Regions from separate parts of the Mus musculus genome. Here region 2 is linked to region 1. A link is a loop called in an ENCODE intact Hi-C map of the cell type or tissue named here. Cell type or tissue: gastrocnemius. All regions are shown on one strand.

The links. Peaks named below come from ENCODE experiments on the same cell type or tissue, not always from the same donor. Only the 100,000 strongest peaks of a DNase experiment are listed, where the experiment ranks them.
Region 2: it touches region 1 in a loop (2.3-fold over the local background); 1 of 42 quality-filtered maps calls a loop at or near these places.

The regions. Positions count from the first base shown.
Region 1 is chr5:51,906,628-51,910,627 of GRCm38, reverse strand. It overlaps a transcript of Ppargc1a not described here. Among named protein-coding and RNA genes, the nearest start is that of Gm40302, 220 kb to the left of the region's middle. In gastrocnemius, a CTCF peak has its summit at 1,646; no DNase peak of the experiment used is centred here; H3K4me3 peaks cover 252 bases; H3K27ac peaks cover 885 bases.
Region 2 is chr5:51,564,059-51,568,058 of GRCm38, reverse strand. It overlaps a transcript of Ppargc1a not described here. Among named protein-coding and RNA genes, the nearest start is that of Ppargc1a, 12 kb to the right of the region's middle. In gastrocnemius, a CTCF peak has its summit at 2,207 (motif pointing left); a DNase peak (open chromatin) is centred at 2,218; H3K4me3 peaks cover 543 bases; H3K27ac peaks cover 714 bases.

The DNA.
Region 1 (4,000 bases):
GATTTGGAGTAATAGCATATACTTCCAGTGCTTTGTGGGAAGATGGTGAGACTCTCGTGAGGTCATTGTGATAGAACTTTCAGGTGTCATAGGTAAGTGGCTTGATAATAACTGCTAACACTGCTAAGGCTGGATGCTAAAACAAGTGAATTATATCTCATCATATCCCAGCTGTCCTGTGGCATAGGAACTGTTACGATCCCAAATCTTACCACTCCCAAACCAAAGCAGAGGCAAATAATATGGCTTATCTCACCCGTTCTGTGACTAATTTCAAAAGGGAAAGTATCAGAGTCCAGAGTCTGTCTTCTATTGTTACCTTTTGGGAAGGAAGGGCCGGGTTTTCCTCTGTGAGATGATACCTCTTAGTCACACACAAGGAAATGAGACATCACCTCTAAAAACCTGGACCACATTCAGGCTGAGAAAATATAAGAACAGCTCTCCTCTTCATCATCAGGGAGAGTTCCTGTTAGGCAGGGATGTAGCAGACTGTATGGGTTAATTATGTTTTATGTGTAAACAGCCTGGTGATTCTTAGCTGAAAAGCTCTAAATGAAAAGACCTATTACTTGTAAATGCTTCCAGAAACAAGAAATTTGATTCCCTTTCTGTCCCCTTAAACTCAAAGTGTGATAGCCTATTTGGAGTATAGGGAGAGAGTTAGAGAATGAATAGAAGACGTATGGAATGTTTAATTTCGCATGATTGCATTTCACATTTGCTGTAGCAACGGAGGCATCAGAGAACACCTATTTTTGATGTTTTGATGGTGTGCTCCAGGCTTTACAGCCTGATTTATGAACTTTGTGGGGATAAATTCTTATTAAGCAAATGAACAGAAATGCATTTGTGTTCACATCACTGAAAGCATGCAATTTGTACAACCACTTTTTAAAATTTCTATTTACACTATAGTCATTGGAATTTCAAAAGAGAAAAAGAGCCTGAAGCAGTTCATGGGAGAAAATGATGTGAATTTTGTGGACATTTCTCCCCCCAACCCCACCCCTCGACGAAATATGTTTAGTTTGTACTGGGGTTAAATTTGGATTGGCAAACAGTGAGGGTCTGGCTTGCTTTATATTTCTGAATGAAGCAGTTCAAAAATAGAATCATTTCTATAATCCAGAGGAACGGATGGACTCCTGAGAAGTAATCAACTAAGGGAAAGAATAAATTTTGTTCTTCCAAAAATTGCCTGAGTCTCAAGCAACCGCGGCTGTGCTTTAGCGTTTGTTAATACAGTAAGATAATTGCATAACTAAATACACTATGGAATTCCAATAATTGGAAACTTGGTTTCCTCGTCACAACACACAACTTGCTGATGCTGAAAAGCACAGGCAGTATTTTCAAATGCGAGGACCATTCTCTCCCGGACATGTCCTCTGCAGTGTTTTGCAGCTCCTGTTGCGGTTCTGGAGACTCGTCCCTTGTGGTTATTTTTAGTCCGTTGGATTTAGAAAGGTGAATTGAAACAGGAAGTCCCAAAGTCTGACCTGCTTGCCCAGGGCAGGCGGGTTGCGAATTGCTTCTCTGAAAGTCCCCTTGGTGATATTTAGATGAAGTGACCTGAACGTGTTCAACTCAGGAAGCTCCATTCTGTGTGTCCTTGGGTGGTAGCTCAGTGGAGCCTCCTGGAGGTCAAATCTGGTATGGCTTCTTTTTGTGTGACTGATAAAAATAGCCTTTTCTTTTTTGCTTACTCGTAAAAGGAGAAGTTTACTAGTCACATCTTGGTGTGAGGTCTATTTGAGTTAATATATGGAAAGACCTTAGGAAGCACAGGTATAACATAAGTCTCTAATAGACAGTGGCTATGGTAATCAGGCACTCTAGGTTAAGGCTTCATATCTATGCGAACTATAGCAAATCCTGGAGGAAAAGTGAATAAAGAGACTTAGGATCCACCATTCAAGAAATATTTGTTGACTCCTCAGGTACCACTCTCTCCTAGATGTCAAAGAAACAAAGATTAGGTAGTATGAACTCTTGACTTGCAATAGTTCAATCGAATTGGGAAATAGGCAGAAACATCTATACATCTATAATGATCACGACGGGAACAAAAAATATTTCAAAATGGCGCCTAGTGAATAGCAGAGATATTTTCGATGGCAGGAACTGGCCTATCTCCTGTGTATCTTGTTTCTCATAAACATACAGTCTGGCTTCTTACCCATTGGTTTGGAATTCAGATCGGTGTAGGAGCACAGAGCAGATTTCTATCACTGGGTACTTACATAGCACCAAGTGGACTCACTGGGTGAATGACACCAGCAAATTTGGCTTTAAGGAGTCAGGAGTGGTTGCCACGGGCAGTTTGTGAGTATAGATGTATTTGCTTTTGTTGGCTTCTAGGGTAAGCCCTAGGCAAGTGAGGTGCATAGCTACTAGACTACTAAAGTGACTGTCACCCTAAGGATCAGATAAGTGCTTCCTTAGTCTTTCTTCAAGCCTTCAATGCTTCATGTCCTTCACCGTGACCCACATCTGGTTGAATCCAGTGGCTTCATTCTTGTTCATGTCTGACTGAACTTTAGTTGTATATATGTATAAACTCCCTTGCCCCCTTTCTTTTGAAGAACTTGAAACCTACGGAAGTTGACAGACTAGCCCCCAAAGAGACTTCTAACCCGTGTCTACCAACCTGCTGATATTGTGTCTTTTTTCTGCATATACAACTGTGAACCTTGCTCTGATTACCAACATTGACATCTTCCCATCACATCGTAGCTTCCAAACGACCTTTCCACCTTTTGACTTCATATCCATAATGTCGAATTTACCTCCTAAATTCTGTGTTTCAAACTTATCAGTGTTGGAAAGAAAGTCAATAGCAACATTAAAAGAACTTTTCTTACAATTAAAAAAAAAAACCCACAGTTTAAAACCTACTTCTTAAATCTTATTTTTAGATAGCATACCAACATCCTAAGAACGTGGTCAATATAAGATAACTAAAACTTAAAGGTTAGAAGATTTTTCTGGGATACTGTGACATTCTCTTCTACAGAGGAGATTTTTTTTTTAAGACAAATTCCCCTGACTTAGTTTTCACGCGAGCCTTTCAAAAGTAGATGGTAGTGTAATTATTAGTACAGAGATCACTGTTTCCCACAGTAGGAATATTCACTGTAAGAGGTGACTTTTCAAACACACCACAGTGGCTCTGCTGTAAATTAGGGATATAGTCTTAAACTGAAATAGTTATACTATGGTTTTGGACGACACCAACTAATTAATATGACTTCTCTTCCCCCTTTTCTGATAGCCTTGACCAGATGTTAAAAATAAGGTATCTGTCACAAAGTATGATCAGATGTGCCAGACACCTATTCCACTGTTCTTAGCCAAGGATGTGGGGAAGGTTGTGTTGATGGAGACCACGGACTAGGGAGGGACACCCTGGTGGTTCTCTCAGGCCCATAAAACAGCCCTGAGATAAGATGCTTCATTGTGGGCATCTGCTAACAGTTTGCAAGAAAGTGTGCTACAGCTACAGAAAAAAAAAAAAAAAAAAAACATTTTAGACATCATGACATTAGTTGGTAGAAGAAGAAATTGGAGATATTCATCCAGCCATGTCGGTTGGCAGTGAAAAGAGAGAGCTGTCAAGTTGAAGGGTGGGAGAGGTTGGAAAAAGCATGAAAAGCAGGCCTGAGAACAAGAGTCCTGCTGTATCTGGGAGTGTTAAGCAGGGTCAAAAGCCTGTACATCCCCTAAGGCTGTGGTTCTTAAATTGGAATGATTCCTGCCCCTTAACCCAGAGGTTCTGATTCAATAGATCCGGGAAGGGACTTGGGAGTCAGGGTTTTTAACAGTCACCCCCCCACACACCACTCAGAGAAAGCCTGCCCTGCGGTCATGTTTACATCACAGAACATGACAGTATTTGGTGTTGTTAAAGATGACCAGAGCTGTAAAGAAACTGTTTAGTCTAGTGTATTGCAAACCTTTCTCAAAATCTGGGAAATTTTAGAACGGTTTTGCTTTC
Region 2 (4,000 bases), 340 kb after region 1:
GTATCGCCACAGGATAGAAATCACAGGGAGAGTGTACCAAGGAAAAATTACAGTACTGCTATATTTACCTAGTGCCTCTGTACTAGGGTTTTATTTTCCACAGTTGGAAAGGGAACCACCTGTCTCAACTGCTGATGTCAGAGAGCTCCCTCGAGACTTGGGCTGTTGGAAAGCACATGATACTGTACATATTTGCTCTTACGTCCATATCTGGCTGAGATCGGGTTTCACATTTGTGTCCTATTGTGGAATTCATTGAGCAGTGACTCCCAGGTGCCCTCCCACGTCACTGAGCTCCAGTGAATTAAAACGTAGCTGGTGCAAGCCCCTGTTGTGAGTCCTGTCTGGACTGTCCATAGGAGTATCTGCACTCCAGCAGAATGAGTGACATGGATGTTGGGATTGTCATCCATGGATTCAATTTTGAAAGTGAGTAACCGGAGGCATTCTCTCCACACCTCAGACCCACTATGCTGCTGGTATGTAGGGGTTTGTCTCATATCTAACGACAGGGATGATTTTTAAAAATGACATAAGATCAGGAGACTGTATGTGCATGCTGTTATTATTGTTGTTGTTGTTTTGCAATAGGAGGATATGATCCTAGGGCATCATGCGTGGCTGTCAAGTACTCCCCCCCAGGCTATAATCCCTTGCCTTTTTGTATTTTTTTTTTTTACATTTTTTACTGAAGAGACAAAAAGAGATTAAACTGCAGTCTAGCATTCTTTGCATGAGTATAAAGAAATTGTTACAGAGCAAATGAATTCTATAAGCAAGAACGATTGAAAATTATCAATGTGCATTTGAGGCAATAGATTGCATTTTGATTTTGTTTGTTTTTAGGATGTTTGTTTGGAAGTGTATAACTCAGCACTTAAGCTTTTTTTTTTTTTTTTTTTTTTTTTTTTGTGGCTGCAAAGAATTAGATCTTTTAAATATAACTCCTTAAAGAGATGTGAGGGCCACTATATTGCATGACTCCAGGGGGTATCATTTGTGTCATAGTCAGAGTCGCACACATCAGGTCTCCTGCTGACTGTATGTACAATCTCAGGAAATATGACCCCATCATCATTACTCAAACATTGCATAAATATAGAATGGTTGCCCACAATTGCAGAAGGCTTGCCATTAGTGAAGTAGTTTATTATTTTAATAGTGCCATGAATCTGAATTTGAATATCTTTACCAACTTGCAAATTATACAGCTATTATACAAAATAGGTAGGAAAATAGTCTGAGGGTATGAATTACATTCTTGGGCCATGCCAGATCAATGTCGTGGGGACCAGTCCCACAGTTCTTAATTCCCAGCCTTTCTATGATGTGCAATTTCAATTACATTTATGTCTGAAATGATGCCGCTGTCTTAGGCTCAAGTCCTAAAAATAGAGTAACTATGATGGGCTAAGTCCCCTCTGTTCATCTAATCTTACCTCTAGCACAGAATTTCCCCCTGAACCATTAAAAGTGTTATAATATATGATTGATATTAATTAGTTTTCTGTAAAGTACTGCACTCCTCAACATGAACTCAACTAGAAGTAAATATATTACCATGAATTAAGGTTTTATTAGTTGAGAAGAATTGGATGAAGGCACCTATGTGAAATCCTAAGTACAGACATCAAGTTGAATTAATGCCAGCACTGCTCAGAGATTAATTTGACTACCGAATAAGAAATAGTAGACTGTAGCATAACTCTGTTTACTGAATCATTTTTGGCATAAAAAACTAAAGCTATATTATAGATGTAGCAACAGGCTTCACCACCCCACCACCACCACCTTGGAAGGGAGAGGCGGGTGCATTTTATGACTAAAGAGAATGATAGCCTGTGAAGACACAAAAGCTGTCGTCTGGAGAACCTTGCATGCTGTGTATATCGCCACACTGTGTGTACTTAGTGAGCTTTGGCCATCTTCTGCATCCAAACAGAGTTTTACAACATGATCAGTTCTAGTTTGCACAGTCCTACTTTCAGAATCCTGGGTAAAGCTTTTACATTTGCATCTTATTATTATGTATGTATTTGGAAAAAGGTGCAGAAGGTGCTAAAAAGATTTATAGGCTTGCCCCAGGGAGATTGTTGAAGGGATTCCTAATGATTTTGAGGAAGGATAGATTATGTAGCATTTAATAAATTCAAGCACTGAGCAGTGTTGGGGATGAGTCTTCCAAGGCTAATTAATAGGTGTGGCGCCCCCTGGAGTTGTGCAGTGATGCTGCGGCCATGCTCAGCTGTTCCTTTTTATTTCCCCAAGTCCCTATTCCCACATAATTCACTGATTTGATTTTTCATCTCTGATATAACCTGAAGACTAAATAAAAGGTTTGCACCATTGAAGAGGGATATTATACACATCACACATGTAATTCAAAAATTTCTAGTAACTGCTTTTCAAAAAGATACATTTAATTTTAATAAGATCTTTTATTTAACAGGGTACATCCAAAATATTTTATCAAAATGTAATCTGTAAATTATTAACGAGATAATCCATATTCGGTTCCTTACACCGGGCTGGAAATCATAGGCCCATTTCATGGAATATTTCAATTTTGAAAACCTAAAGCTCACAACATGGAAAACAAAATATAGTAAGATCCGCTTGTGTCCTTTTATCAATTGCAAAAGTAACTGTGTGATTGATAAGAGATTTTCCACCATTGTGAATGATGCTAAGACAACCTCATTGATAGCCTGCTGGGGGCAAACCTGTCTTTGCCCTGTACTGTTCTGATATCCTGCCACTGCTCTCCTCCCTACCTTCCATGTGTGATTCACACATCATCAACATTCCTGAGGTTTCCACATTGGCAAACTCATGATCTCTTGTCAGGTTTTGTGCAGTTTTTGGTTGCTTCTTACTAAAAATGTTCTTGAAAGTCTTGGACTCAAGTACTTTTGTGGCCTGCTTGAAGGTTGGAAACAAATGGTCTCTTCAGAGGCAAAGCTGGGTCAGGTTTCCAAATCAAATATTTTAAAATATTTTAGCACTTTTTTTTTTTTTTTTTGGTTTGGTTTTTTTAAAGACAGGGTTTCTCTGCAGAGCCCTGGCTGTCCTGGAACTAACTTTGTAGACCAGACTGGCCTTGAATTTGGAAATCCACCTGCCTTTGCCTCCCAAGTGCTGGGATTAAAGGCGTGCGCAACTACCACCTGGCATATTATAGTACTTTTATCTTAAAAAAAAAAAAAAAAAAAAAAAAAAAACAAAAAACTTTTTTTGTTTGTTTTGTTTTTGCTCTGTTTTGTTTTCCTTTTCTTCCATTGAGCAGAGAACTCAACAGGCACTCTGCATTCCTATCAACTGTGTTACTGAGGCATTCAGAGAAACTCAGTTTAAGACAAGATGTGACCACAGCTTGGCTGGGCTGTCTTCTGCAGCTTGATACACCCTCCATCCCTTCATTCCTCTTTTTATTCTTTCATTTAGATGAGGAAGCAAGGCAAAAAAAATCAAACTCTACTTTTACTTGATATTTAATTGATTTTTCAGATATTTGTACATGAATAATAGGTATTATTATTATTGATTATATGTATATGCTAGTCACAGGACCAATAAATACCTCATTTAAACCTAGTGCCAACCATATCAAATAGATATCTTCATTGGAATTTGTATGGATGATGCTGATACTCATTTGAGCGCTCACAGATCTACAAAGCATGATTCTCTGGGCTCTTTTTCTGGAGAAGGAGAAGACATTTTCAAACTAAGTCAAATGTCACCCTTTAACAATGCATTTTGAGCCAAAGGTAAATGTACTAAAATATTTGATTTGGAAAAATTAATCTTTTTGTTACTTAAGAAGTACATGTATATAGCACTTAATCACATCCATAAACAAACAACAAACAAATAAACAAACAAAGATTTAGGAAGCTAAGTGGTTTGTCCAAGGTGGAATAAACAAACCCTAGACATCAGGCTTTTTGTTTCTAGTTTCTTGATTCTCTGTCTCACTCCTCATTTTCTGAGTGGTTTA